2 separate regions of the Homo sapiens genome follow, and region 2 is linked to region 1. Evidence: chromatin contacts called from ENCODE Hi-C data. All regions are on one chromosome and are shown on one strand. The core of a region is the stretch at or near the end of the contact, and the rest is flanking DNA. Distances in the headings are between cores, read along the strand shown. Region 1 holds the start of LINC-PINT (long intergenic non-protein coding RNA, p53 induced transcript). Region 2 has its middle 98 kb from the start of PODXL.

The links. A loop is a pair of places that touch in the nucleus more often than their neighbours do. Pooled maps may share reads with other maps.
Region 2: a loop to region 1 is called in a map of IMR-90, with 11 times the contacts of the local background. The contact joins the enhancer-like site here to the promoter of LINC-PINT in region 1. A Hi-C loop is called at or near these places in 3 of 168 maps with a recorded cell type or tissue (IMR-90, endothelial cell of umbilical vein and head of caudate nucleus) and 11 of 50 pooled maps.

What each region holds. Positions count from the first base shown.
Region 1 is chr7:131,105,770-131,112,298 of GRCh38, forward strand. LINC-PINT (long intergenic non-protein coding RNA, p53 induced transcript) reads right to left here and starts at 4,156. Exons shown (of 8, transcript NR_170176.1): 1 at 3,968-4,156; 2 at 1,951-3,034. It also overlaps a transcript of MKLN1 not described here. RefSeq lists silencers at 1-46, 197-666, 2,045-2,094, 4,232-4,281, 4,362-4,511 and 2 more and enhancers at 2,157-3,008, 5,403-5,944.
Region 2 is chr7:131,650,870-131,657,398 of GRCh38, forward strand. No RefSeq gene overlaps it. Among named protein-coding and RNA genes, the nearest start is that of PODXL, 98 kb to the left of the region's middle. RefSeq lists enhancers at 1,563-2,130, 5,211-5,762 and silencers at 3,821-4,115, 3,861-4,155. Within about 2 kb of position 2,323, at least 2 of the 41 ENCODE cell types and tissues checked have a DNase peak (open chromatin) inside an H3K27ac peak, as active enhancers do.

The DNA.
Region 1 (6,529 bases), core at 2,906-5,405:
GGCTCCATCGGGGGCCACACGCCCCCTCGCGCGCCCTCCGCGGGCGCAGGCCCCTCCGGCCCGTGTCACCGCGCCCTCGCCTCCCGCGCCCCGGCCCCCTCCCGCCCACGGCACGTGACTCGACACGCGCCAGCTGCACGCGGGCTCCATCAAAACAAAAACAGAGGAGGCCGGCCGGGCGGCGGCGGGCGCGCGCGGGGGCGGCAGAGAGCGGGCGCGCCCCCGCTGCCCGGCGCCGCGACCGCGCCTCCACCGCCCCGGGCACCGCCGGCCGCGCGCCCCGGCAGGCCGGGGGCGGGAGGGCAGAGGGCACCACCCTGTTTACCGCCACGGCCCCGCCCCGCCAGCGCCCGCTCCCGGAAACGGTCTCCCGGGAGAGGGCCGGCGAGTGCGCACCCACCCGCGGCGGGGAACGCCGGCCCTGCGTGGGAGGCGCCCGGCTCCGGCGGCCCGCCGCCCCCGGCTGCTGCGTGTCACCCCCGTCACGACTCTGCTACGCACTTCGCCCCCAGCTTTCAGCTCCGGCGCTTCCGCAGACCCCTCACGTGGCTGCCGCCTCCCTGCCATGGCACTCCCCGGCGACCGGGGCTGCGGCCCCTAGCGCTGCGAGGGATCCCGAGCCTGTGCCCACCCCACCTTGGACGTCACCCTCCTCGGACCACCCAACCCACACCTTCCGCCTAGGGCGGGGCGAGGGGAGGACGGCTACGAGCTGTCAGGAGCCTCCAGCTTTCCCCGTGACGAAGCTCACCCTCGCCCTGATGTCGCCACTCACCCAGCAGCGGGCTGCGAGCTGGAGCAGACGTTAACACCGAGGGAGGACTGAAGGGAACGTCTTGATTTTTCTCCTTAATTTGCCACAGACACAGGGAAAAAAAAAAAAAAACAAAAACAGCAGACGCAGCTCTACCTTTGCGCTGGCTTTAAAGCTTTTAAGCTCCCCACGTCATCCTACCCCATGCAACAGACTTACCGAATAGCAATGCCCACCCCACACACCTGCTAGGTAACTCGCCTTCTGGAAATCGGGGGCCCCACCCACCCCGCCTTCTGGAAACCTGCGCCTGGGGTGGGGTTGAAGAGACACTGTCTGGTATCCTAAAGTCAGAGGGCGTGAGGAGACCGGCGCCCTTCGCCCCACCCAGGCGCGCTGCACCCTCCGGTCCCCGTCTCTAGAGTGCACCAAGGCATCCTGCGTCCCTGCCGGAGAAAAGAGGGACGGGGCCAGAGGCCCGAGTTCCAGGGAGTTGCTGATTCCAGTGGAGAACCGAGACACCGCGTCCTTTCTAATTAATAAGCACGCCACCCCCTACCTCCAACCCCCCCCCCCGCCCCGCCTTTATTTCTTGTTGACAGCAAAGGTGGGGGACGTGGGAGAAAGGCAAGAGTTGTCTCTAGGTTCGGGATGTTGGGCTGCGCGGAGGGAAGAGGTGGGATCTCGAAATGGAAACAGTCCCCCCTTCCTCCCCCCTCCCCTCCTCCTCCTCCTCCTCCTCTTCTTCTGTTTACCTCAAGTTTGAATTTTATCTGCGCAACATTAGCTGGAATGCGGACATTGAAAAAAAAAAAAAAACACTCTCTCAGCCCGGCAGCAGCTCCGGAGGAGCCATGTGGCATCAAGCCACAGCAAAGGGGAAAAAGTGCTCTTAGCAACACAAACATGGCGAAATCGCTCTCACAAGCCGGGTTCCCGCGACAGCCCTACCTTCCCCCGCTCGCCTTCCGAACGTCCTGGCCAGGAACCGCAGACCCCTTCCGGGGGACGGCGAGGGGGCCCCGGGCTGAGCGAGGGTGGGCGCACGGGGCGTGCTAAGGGGAAATTGACTAGCCAGCCGATCAGCTCCGCCGGCAGCGGAGGGGACGCCTTCTTCACGCCCTGAGATCGCAAAGGAGAGCAAAATTCCCATCCCAAAGTCCTGCGGGACCGGCTTCCCCACCCGACGAACTTACCCCAGGGCTGAACGCACGCTGCTTTAGCTCCTTGCCTCGTTCCTTCCTCCCGGGCGCGACGCGAGGTGAAAATGATGCGCACGTAGATTTGTAGAGCGTATTCTTGAGAATTTCCCTGGGATGAATCGGGAGGAGCGGTGGAGACTCCGGAGACAGGTGCCGCGCTGGTCTGGGCTGCCGGCTAAAAGTTGTCCTCCGCGCGGTGGGCGGTGGGGTCCCCGGCCAGGGCCAAGGACCCCGGCTCCCTGCCCCCCGGCGTCGCCCACTTGTCACGCCAGGCTGCTGCGTGCACTCGGCTGCAGGGGAGGTGGCGTAGTTTCTCTTCCTCCCACCTCTTCTCACTCACTTGTTTTTGTAGCCGTGGGCTCCCCTAATGCTTTCCTCTCCACAATGTTGTTTCATTATATCATGTCCATCATGTGACACCAGAGAGGCCTCTCTATGGAAACTTAAAGGGGCTCCCACGTGACTGCAGCAGCAACAACAGCAGCAGGACTGGCGGCGGCGGCCGCAGCGGCGTCCGTACCTCCACCCACCGGGAGCCCCTCGAAGCATCCCGGAGGGGCTTCTGGCGCTGCAGGAGCCCCGATCGGGGAGCCACAGCATCCGGGAGCCGTGGTGTCTGTGCGTGCGTGGAGCCTGTGCTCATGACATAGGAAGCCGAACAGAAGGAGCGTCCTCAAATCCTTTCCTACAGTCACCAAACCCACGCTCTGTTAAAATGACATTTCGTGGCTCCTACTTTGTTTCCCCGGAGAGCAATGAGTTTTCTATCAGGCCTGATTTAGTTTGACAAAAGTCAAAAAGAAAAACTGGATTTGTCCCTCTGCGAGTTCAGTCAGATCGCTGGGAAAACAGAAATGACAAAACAATAATAACAGAAATAGAACCAGGCATTTGATACATAATTACCATCACCACGGCTTTCAAGCTTTCTGGAATTACGTTCCTCCAGTAACTGTTGATGATGCTTGCAGGAGGCAAAATGCAATGCAGTTTTTCTCTTCCGCAGCTATATTAGGGCTTTGTTGCTGACAACAGTGAAAACTTGTTTGTGTCAGGAAGTGAGGTACGGAGATATGACCTGGAAGGTACAGACAAAACCAAAGTGGCAGTTTTTGCATTACTTTTCTGACCACATTCTTTCAAATGGTGACAAGAAGGCGGTCTGCTGTAAAATTCGTGGGGTGTTTGATGGGAAACAAAATAATCAGAAAAACATAATTATCCCTAGCCATACCATACTTGCTAGACGCTAGAAAGTATACATATATGTAATCTCTGTATACATAGAGAAAGCAAAAAGCATGTGCACTTTAATATTTTTGAACCACTAATTTTGTCATCATTTGTACCATTAACAAACACTTGGAAAGACTCACTCAAGTCCAGGGATGTGTGGAAACTCACAATGTTGAGTGCTGTGGGTATTACTGACTCACAGTCCCTTAAAGGGTTTGTACCATAAATCCCAAATTTCTGCCTTAAAGTTTTTACAGACATGGAGATTTTATCCTGTAAATCTAAGCCAGATAGCTATTTCTGGGTTTTTTAGTTCATGCTTTTCCATTTTATAAAGGAAACTGTGTGGATTGGCGGAATCAAGAAAAACTTCGCAAGAAACTGAAGAGTGGGATGGAAGATCTTTTCGTTTGGCCTTGCCTTGACTCTGTCTCTCTCCACCTCATCAGTTTACTTCATCAGCCATGATGAATGAGCTCCATTCCAACCCTTCTAATTCTATAATATCTCTCCCAAGTTTTACCTTCCTATCTCATGCCTAATTCTTTTCATCCCTTTCCTCCTACCTCCCTTGCCTCCCAACTCAGCCCCTTTTCTGCCTGGGGGCTCAGCTCGGGCCTCCCCAAAGACTGTACCCCCCACCCTCCCCTGCAGCTACCCCCACCCCCACGCCCTTCCCAGCTCGGCCTCTCTTCTTTGCAACTCTACCTCCTTACCTCTTTTGACCTCTAATCACCTTCACAGTCTGGCCCTTGACTTCTGGGCCTCTTCTTACCTCTCTTTACCTGAAATGTCCTGGCCCTCACTGGGGTCTCCTCCACACCCTTCTCTCTGGTCCCATCCCTTCTGCTGCCAAGCCCCAGCGTTCCTCCGGCTCGGCCTGGTCAGCTTGAGCCTCATTTTGTTCGCGTGCCCCTGGGCTGGGAAAGGAGTGTGTGGTGCACAGTGGGGCCAAGGATCCCCTGGGGCCGCGGCCTCTGCCTCGCCCCCTCCACCCCTCCCGAGTCCCGGTTGCGGCGCTTCCTGGGCGGATGGCTTGAAATTGCTGCAGCAGCTGCGGTTCTGCTGTGTCATGCAAGAAGGAGGCGGCGGCGGCGGCGGCGGCGGCCGGAGCTGGAGGGGGAGGAGGGGAGGAACCTGATCCTCCGGTAGCGAAGGGCTAGAGGCAAACACCGAGCTCCTCCAGAGCCGCCCGGGAGCAGGGAGGGCTCCGCTAGCCCGGGGGGCCCTCCCCGCGGGGCAGATGGTAAGTGGGGCGGTGCAGGTGGTCGCCTTGGGAAGGGAGCGCGCAGGGGGGTAAGGTGGGGCGGCGGGAAGTGCTAGAAGTCACCCCAGCCAAACTGAAGGAGCCCAGTTTCCAGCTGAGAGGGACCCAGGCCGTAATAAGGATGTCCAGCCAAACGCAGCAATAATTACTATTGGAGTGACGCCCCGAAGTTGACCCCAAGCTACACAGAGGGTGGAGTGGTGCATCCTGAACCCAGGACAGAGCTGGAGGCAATGATTCAGGGTTTGAGAAGTATCAGCCCATCGGCCTGGCGCTTTAAGGTGCAGCTGAGTAGGAAAAGCCAACCCACATCATATTCCCAGAGCCTTGCTGCGCTTTCTGGGTTGTCTTGTTCAAAACTAGTGAAAGGGATGGGAAACCTGCCCAACCTCACTTTAGCCACGAAAATAATGCTCTTGGCCAGTGGCCTTGGACAAACAGCCTCTGGTGCAACAAAACAATCAATAGGAAGAAGAACTTCATTCCCCTCACCATCCTCCTTCCCCAAGTTCCTTTGACCAGCATACCTCATTCGGCTTAAAGGAGAAAGAAAACTATGTGTGACATTCCCTCCCAGCCTACCTGCAGCCAGCCTCCTCACCACACAAACTGCCCATCCCGCTTCTCTCCTCATCTTCAGAGCCATGATTCCAAGAGACATTGCAATACTACTCACTTTAGGTGAGAAGACTGCCTGAAACTCTGAACAATTTCACCTCCCTTGCCCTTTGCCACAGGGGATTCAGAAACCTACAACTGAGAGCAGGGAAATATACGGACAGGCTTGGCACGTAGGAACATTACTTCCTTCACTGGAGTGTAGTTCTCCAGACAACTTTTTAATTATGATTATTCCCTTCCATTGCACTCCTGGAAATTTCAAAGCACTTTCTAAAACATCATTTTTTTTATGTCAGTCATACATTTAGAGGTAAGGGGTTGATGGGATTAACTGAAAGGCTAATGACTGTCTCAAAAGCACATGCTGTTGCTAGGGAACCCAAGCTCCTGCTGCTCTCTAATCACCAGCGTGTTCCGTGGAAATCAAACTGCTCAGGGTGTTATTAAAATGAATGGCATCGGGTTAAAGGCATTCTTGCTTATGTTGTAGCATCCTGGATTATTATCGATTGCCTCACACCCACATATCTTGTTTTCCTAATTTGATTTCTGTATTTGCGTCACTGCCAGGGACACTCAGACTAGACCAGTCAGTTCACTTCCTGTTTCTCAGAACTGGTTTATATTTGGTCTCGTAGCACTAGCTGGTAAAACATTATCAAACTGATCCTCTTGGAAAGAAATCTTTGCTTCCCATTGAAAACAAAATATTCCAATTAAATTGTAATTCCTGTGGAAAACGTCATCATTTGAGGAGTAGACTGCCAGTTGCCATTTGAGAAACAATCCTTGAAATGTAAAGCCTAGAAAAAAAAAACATCATCTTGATTTCTTTTACCCAGAATCTTCATTCCTCAGCACTAGAACTAAGACAAACTCGAGTAAAGAGTAGATTTAAGTATACTTCTAAAATGAAACGCATAAATAAATAAATAAATAAATAAATAAATACATGTCGAAGCTGGGGAAATCATTTAGACTAAACAAGGCATAAAATTGAATGGAATCCAGGCCCAGGAAGGACAAGTAATTTTGGGTTAGCATTGTGGCATTCGGAGAACACAGTGTGACTACAAGGCTACACTACAAATAGGAAACCCCATCACTTTGTGTACTAATTGTCTTTTTTACCAATTCCTCTATGTCCCTGGACAAGACAACCTTGTTTTGTTTTGTTTGTTTTCAGTTCCTTCCTCTTTATAACAAGGATATTGCAAAGGCAATATCAGAAAGATAAGCCCTATGTAAATAGGTGGATTCTGATGTAGATAATTTGTTTAGATGGAAAATGAAGCCCTTTGAAAAAGATGTATAATGGCATCGATAGCCTGGATGACCTTGAGTGAGCCATTGTAGGTCTTATGTCAGTTTCTTCGTGGAAGCTTAAATGAAAGTGCTGGACTAAAGGATTTCTAAGGTTCCTCCCATTTACAAACTTCTGTGATGAGA
Region 2 (6,529 bases), core at 1,073-3,572, 540 kb after region 1:
AGCGATTCTTCTGCCTCAGCCTCCCGAGTAGCTGGGACTACAGGCTCCCACCACCATGCCTGGCTAATTTTTGTATTTTTGGTAGAGACGGGGTTTCACCATATTGGCCAGGCTGGTCTCAAACTCGTGACAATGTGATCCACCTGCCTCAGCCTCCCAAAGTGCTGGGATTACAGGTGTGAGCCACCGCGCCTGGCCCTCATTTATTTTTAATTGTAGTAAAAAACCACGTAACATAAAATTTACCCTCCTAACCATTTTCACATGTGCAGTTCAGTAGTGTTAGTATATCTACACTGTTCAGTAGTGTTAGTATATCTACATTGTTATACAACAAATCTCCAGAACTTTTCATCTTGCAAAGCTAACATGGTACCCATTAAAGAACAACTCCCCATTTCCCTTCCTCACAGCCCCTGGCAACCGCCATCCTACTTTCTGTTGCTGTGAGGTTGAGTTCTTTAGATCCCTTAAGTAAGGGGAATCTTTTCATGGACATATGTGTAATCATTCACTTCACCTCAAGGTTCTTCTGTGTTGTGGCAGGTAGCAGGTTTCCTTCCTTTCCACAGCTGCATCAAGTTCTGTTGTGTGGAAAGAAAACATTTTCTTTCTTTCTTTTTTCTTTGGGCGCAATGTTGGCTCACTGCAACCTCCACCTCTCAGGTTCAAGCGATTCTCCTGCCTCAGCTTCCTGAGTACCTGGGATTACAAGCACACGCCATCATGCCCGGATAATTTTTGTATTTTTAGTAGAGACAGGGTTTCACCATGCTGGTCAGGCTGGTCTTGAACTCCTGACCTCAGGTGATCCACCTGCCTTGGACTCCCAAAGTGCTGGGATTACAGGCGTGAGCCACCGCGCCTGGCCGAGACCACAGTTTCTTATGCCACATTATCTTAGCATGGGGTACCTCGCATCTGTTGTGTGATGTGTCCAGCCTGGATTCGGACTATGCTGTTACTGGCCATTATTGCACACCCACTGAACTCCAGGGACTGTTTTAACGTCTTAGGTGACGGTCTTTAGGAAGTTCTCACACTTTCGGGAACCTCCATTGCAGGTGGAAAAGGTCTTTGTTCCTCCCGCCTCCCTGACCCCCAAGAACACGGTTGTTCCACCAGAACAAGCCCTCATTCCTTGGCCATGTTTACACGTTCTGAATGAAGGATTCAGCTAGGAACCTCTACTGCTTTGGGAAGCATTTCAAAAGATAGAAATAAGAAAAATGAACAAACATTCCTGCATTTTTGAAATGGTGACATTTCATTTGGGCCTCACACCCACTGTGTGAGATTTGTGATCTCCACGTTTGGGATGAAGAAATGGATGTGTGAGGTGGAAGAAGGGATGGGAGGGGAAAGGGTAGCTTGGAGCAGGGCTAGCAGGAGGCAGCGAGGTGCTCAGGCTGTAGTACCTGCCCCGAGAGGAAGCGCCCTGCACATCTGTGCCCTGGGTGCTCACTTGACTCACCTAAGTCCTAGCTCTGGGCAGGAGGCTGAGCCTGAGAGAAGCCCCCCCAAGGCCAGGAGCAGGTGTCCACACCCCAAGGTCTGAAAGCCACCCTAAAGTGGGTTCAGGGCTGTAAGGGGCTCCGTGTGGGAAGTCAGGAAGGCCCCCGGGGGCTGAAAACAGAGTTTGACCTGAAAGAGGCCTGAGCCCCAGGACCTGCACTGTGTCTGAGTTAATTGTCCCCACCCTCTGCCTGTCCCTTGTCTTAGGTGTTCAGTCCTAATTACTGCCTTTTTTTTTTTTTGAGGCGGAGTCTCGCCCTGTCGCCCAGGCTGGAGTGCAGTGGCATGATCTCGGCTCACTGCAACTTCTGCCTCCCAGGTTCAAGCGATTCTACTGCCCCAGCATCCCGATTAGCTGGGATTACAAGTGCGTGCCACCACGCCCAGCTAATTTTTTGTATCTTTAGTAGAGACAGGTTTTCACCATGTTGGCCAGGCTGGTCCCAAACTCCTGACCTCGTGATCCTTCCTGCCTCGGCCTCCCAAAGTGCTGGGATTACAGGTGTGAGCCACGGCACCCAGCCTTAATTACTGCTTCTTAACATCCCTACAGGAGCCACCTGAAGGTGCTATGGATGCAGGTGAAGAAATGACATCCAGGCAGGGCTTATGCAGATGCCTCTTGCCTCCAAAAGGAGGATTGGGTCCCTCTGCTGTACTTAAAACAACTTGAAGCTGGGAATTGTGGAGGGGGGGAGGGGGGGAGGGGGCCTCAGTCCCACAGAGACCTAGCTCCCATTTCGTGTGGCCAGGGTGTTGAGAACCTTTGTCCCTGGAGCCCCTGTGCTGAGTCATAAACACATGGGACAAATTCCAGCAGTAAACGACCATTCACTAAGTTGCAAGTGACTTTCTCAGTCTTCTTTGCTTTTGTGCAGAGAAGACTGAGAATTCAGCCCTAGAGAATTCAGCTCTGGTTGTGAGTGCCTCTTTTCCAGGGCAGAGACTTCTGGAAAAGCAGATGGAGCCTTGTGGAATGGGGCTCTCTGCCTCATCTGGGGAGTGACTCTCGATTCCCCTCACCTGTCCCTCCCATCACACCTGGGCTTCTTTGCGGTGACAGGTGTGTGTCTGGAGAGGGAGTAGAGTGGAACGCAGGTTTGGTTGTGGGATGTGGGGGTCGCAGAGGTGCACCCTGGGATCTGAAGGCTGGCCTCTGTCCTCCCATCTGGACGGGCAAGGAGCTCAGCCTCCCAGACTCTGCTTTCTGACTCATCTAATGGCAGTCCTCATAATTTCCTCCTAGGATGGTTGAGACGGTCAAAAGGAAAGCAGGTGGGAAAACTCCTGGCGAAGCAGAAAGTGTTCCGCTGTGGGGAGGTTTTATTTTTCCCTCATGAGGAGTGGACGGTGGAGATGGGGGGACAGTGGGAGGGAAAGGCCTGGGCAGGCGTGTTTGGGAAAAGATGATGAAGGGCACTTTGGAATTTGTAGATACCAGGAGACTAAGGGGAGGAGTGCTGTGGGGGGTCATTTGGGGTTGGAGGCTGAATAAGCAGGGTGTGGAGTGGGGCAGAAGAATCCAGCATCTCCCAAAGTGGAGGGATAGTGAGCAGTTGCTGCGTGTGTGGGGTGTGTGTGTGTGTGATGTGTTTTGTGTGTGCTGTATGTGTTTGTTGTGGTGTATGTTGTGTGTGCTGTGTGTGGGTGCTGTATTGTATATGTAGGGTGTGTATGCTGTGTGTTGTGTGTGTGGTGTGATGTGTGTGTGTTGTGGTATGTGTTGTAGTGGTATGTGTTGTGGGGGTGTGTATTTGTGTGTGTGTTGTGTGACGTGTGTGTAGGGTTTATGTGTTGCATTATGTGTTGTGTGTATGTTGCGTGTGTTGTGTGTTGTCTGGTACATTGTATTGTGGGTGTGTGTTGTAGGGATGTGTGTGTTGTGTGTTATGTTGTGTGGGTATGTGTGGTGAGTTGTCCATTGTGTGTTGTGTTGGGTGTGTGATGTGTGTTGTGTGGTATGTTGTACTGTGTGTGTGTGTTGTGGGGTATGTGTTGTATGGATGTGTGGTGAGTTGTGTGGTAAATTGTGTTGTAGGGGTGTGTGTTGTAGGGGTGTGTATTGGGGTGTGTATGTGTGGTGTGTGTTATGTGATATGTGCATTGTGTTGTGGGGTGTGTGTCGTAGGGGTGTTTGTGGTGTGTGTTGGGGTGTATATGTGTGGTTTGTGTTGTGGGTATGTGTGTGTAGCTGATGTTGGGATGCATTGTGTGTTTTGTGGGTGTGGTATGTTTTGTGTGTTGTGTTGTGGGTGTGTATTATAGGGGTGTGTGTGTTGTGTGTTGGGGTGTGTGTGGCGTGCCTTGTGTGGTATGTGGTACATTGTGTTGTGGGGTATGTGTTGTAGGGGTGTGTGTGGTGTGTGTTGTGCGGTGTCCTCCTGGGCATGTTCCCACCTTGGCAGTGCTGTCTCTGCCTGGGCCGCCCTTTGGGCAGCTGCTCCTGAGCCCTGCCTGGCTTAGTTGGCCTGTGCCCGCCACCTGGTGGCCGAGAGTGGAAGGGCAACCGGGCGTCTCACCACGGCCGTGGCTTGGGCGCATCCTCTTTTGAGAATAGGTCCTTGTTCCCCTCTTTGCTTGTGTCTCTTCTCCTCAGCGTCTTGCCTCTACCTCCTTCTCTCAGCTCTGTACCAAGGGGGTCGGATTTCAGGTTTCCCTAAACGTCTCAGCGTGAATGGGAGTGAAGTCTCCAAGGCTGCCTGCCTCCCAGGGCAGTCGTGAGGATGACATGGCTGAGGAGGGGGCTGTGACAGGATGTGGCAGCTCACAGGCTCCTCAGGCATGACAGGAGAGGTACAGGATGAGCTTGCAACCCCCTCAGAATCAGGTGGCTATTGTGGAGCAGCCCCTCCAGGATCCCAGCACAGGTTCCGTCCCTGCCAGTTTACGGGAAAGGTGGCCAGGTGTCAGCGGTCAGGCATTTCTACTCCACGTAACACCCACCTGCTGTGTATTTTCTATTAAGGATTTTCAAAAAAAACAAGGGAATTATTTGAGACGCATAAAGTTACATTGTGTGGATTTACTAAGCAATTAAAGCAAATGCTGTGAGTAATTGCAGATGTGCTGTCCAGGTATTGTTCTAGTTTTAACTACTGATCCCTTCTCCCTAAAGAACAGGCCCTGGTCCTTTAGACAGAGCTGCCTGGGCTGATAGCTCTGCCCTAAGTGCGCGATGATTCCTTCATTCATTTGTACATTTGGTTACTGATGTAACAAGTATTCATTAAATCCGCAGCACGTGCCTGGCACTGTGCTACATACTGGGGACAAAAAAGATGAACAAACACATCCTGCCCTCCAGGGTCCTGACTACAGCTAAGAGGCCACATCAAGATAAATGCAACAAGCCTGCATCAGGGGGCTTCACCTGAGCCAAGGCTGTTGTCCCCAAAGCGTCTGACATGGGGGCCTTTAAGAGTTAGTGTTTCAGGAATACACACACCGGTCTTTTCAGACTCATCTGTGTGAAACTCACATTCTGATGCTCTGAGATTCTGATGCAATCGGTCTATGAAGCTCCCGGAAGCCAGGTGTGTAGCCCCTTTTCTAGAACATGACTGGGATAGGAGAGTGGAGACAGGGCAGGGGATTTCAAGGCGACAGGCTGGTGCTGCCTGGGGAAGAGGGGCTCTTAGAGCAGCCAGGCACCTCTGCTGATTGGCCTGGACCTAGGAGGCCAGGGCCCCATGCTCTGTGCTGTGGGCTCCCACCAGGTAGCAGCGGCCCCCACAGAGAGAGTGCGGCCTGCCAGTGGCAGCTTCGCTGTCTGGCACAAAGTAAGTGAGGGTTTAATGACATTGCCATGATGTCTTTCTTTTCTTGGGTTCCTGCTGCCTGCACCTGGCTGAAATACAGCGGGGTGGGCTGAGGCTTCTGTGTTCTCTTGGAGTTGATGGTCACAGCTCCTTGATCTGACTGGCCTGGCTTGACTGGATCACAGAAAAAGCTGCTTATTCACCTAAACAGGCCAATGTCACCAGCAAGACTGACTTGGGATACAAAGCAACTCTGTATCTATGGCTTATTTCCAAAAGGATGTTCTATAAACATTAACTCTATGTAATTTATAATATTAATAATATAATTAATATCACAATATTGTATATAATATATAATCAATATAATCATAATACAATATTATAAAATTAATATAATGTTATAATAGAATTAATAGTTACACTATCATATAATACAATTAATATTTATAATATAGTTAATTTTTATAATATTAATTTATGAAAATTTCAAATGCAGAGAGGGAAAAAATGAGAAGACAAGAGAAAAATGAGAGATTGATGGTCAACTTAGGATATATTGGTAAAACATAATTTAAGTTGTAAAAATAAACAGTTTTTTGAAGTAGCTACCCAGATGTTTTGATAAAATGACTTTTCAAGAGGTGGGGGTTGCATTCAGCATTTCCCAGGTACATTTGGTCATGGAGTCCTTCCTGGGAACCGCCTCTCCACACTACAGTTTGGGGAATATCAGTTTGGGAAACATTTCTCTATGGTTTTACCTTCTTCTTCTCCACCAGCATCTGACGCAGAGAGAATAAATCAGTAATACTTCAAGCCCTGCTGACATTCTCCACAAGGGTGTTACCACCCGAAGGGGATGAAATTGGCTCCTGAAGAGCAAAAAAATCTTTTTTTCTTTCTTTTTTTTTTTCCTTAGAGACAGGGTCTTGCTCTGTTGCCCAGTCTGGAGTACAGTGGTCTCGCTACGACCTCAAATTCGTGGGCTCAAGTGATCCTCCCACCTTAACCTCCCAAGTGGCTGAGACTACAGGTGCAGGCCAACATGCCTAGCTAACTTTAAAAACTTTTTGTAGAGACGGGGTCTTGCTATGTTGCCCAGGCTGGTTTCAAACTCCTGGCTTCAAGCAGTCCTCCTGCCTCAACCTCCCAAAGTGTTGGGATTACAGGTGTGAGCCACTGTGCCCAGCCCAAATTCTTATTTTTTAAATGTATAAAGCACAGATATACATTCAGTCCACAAACTGATATGT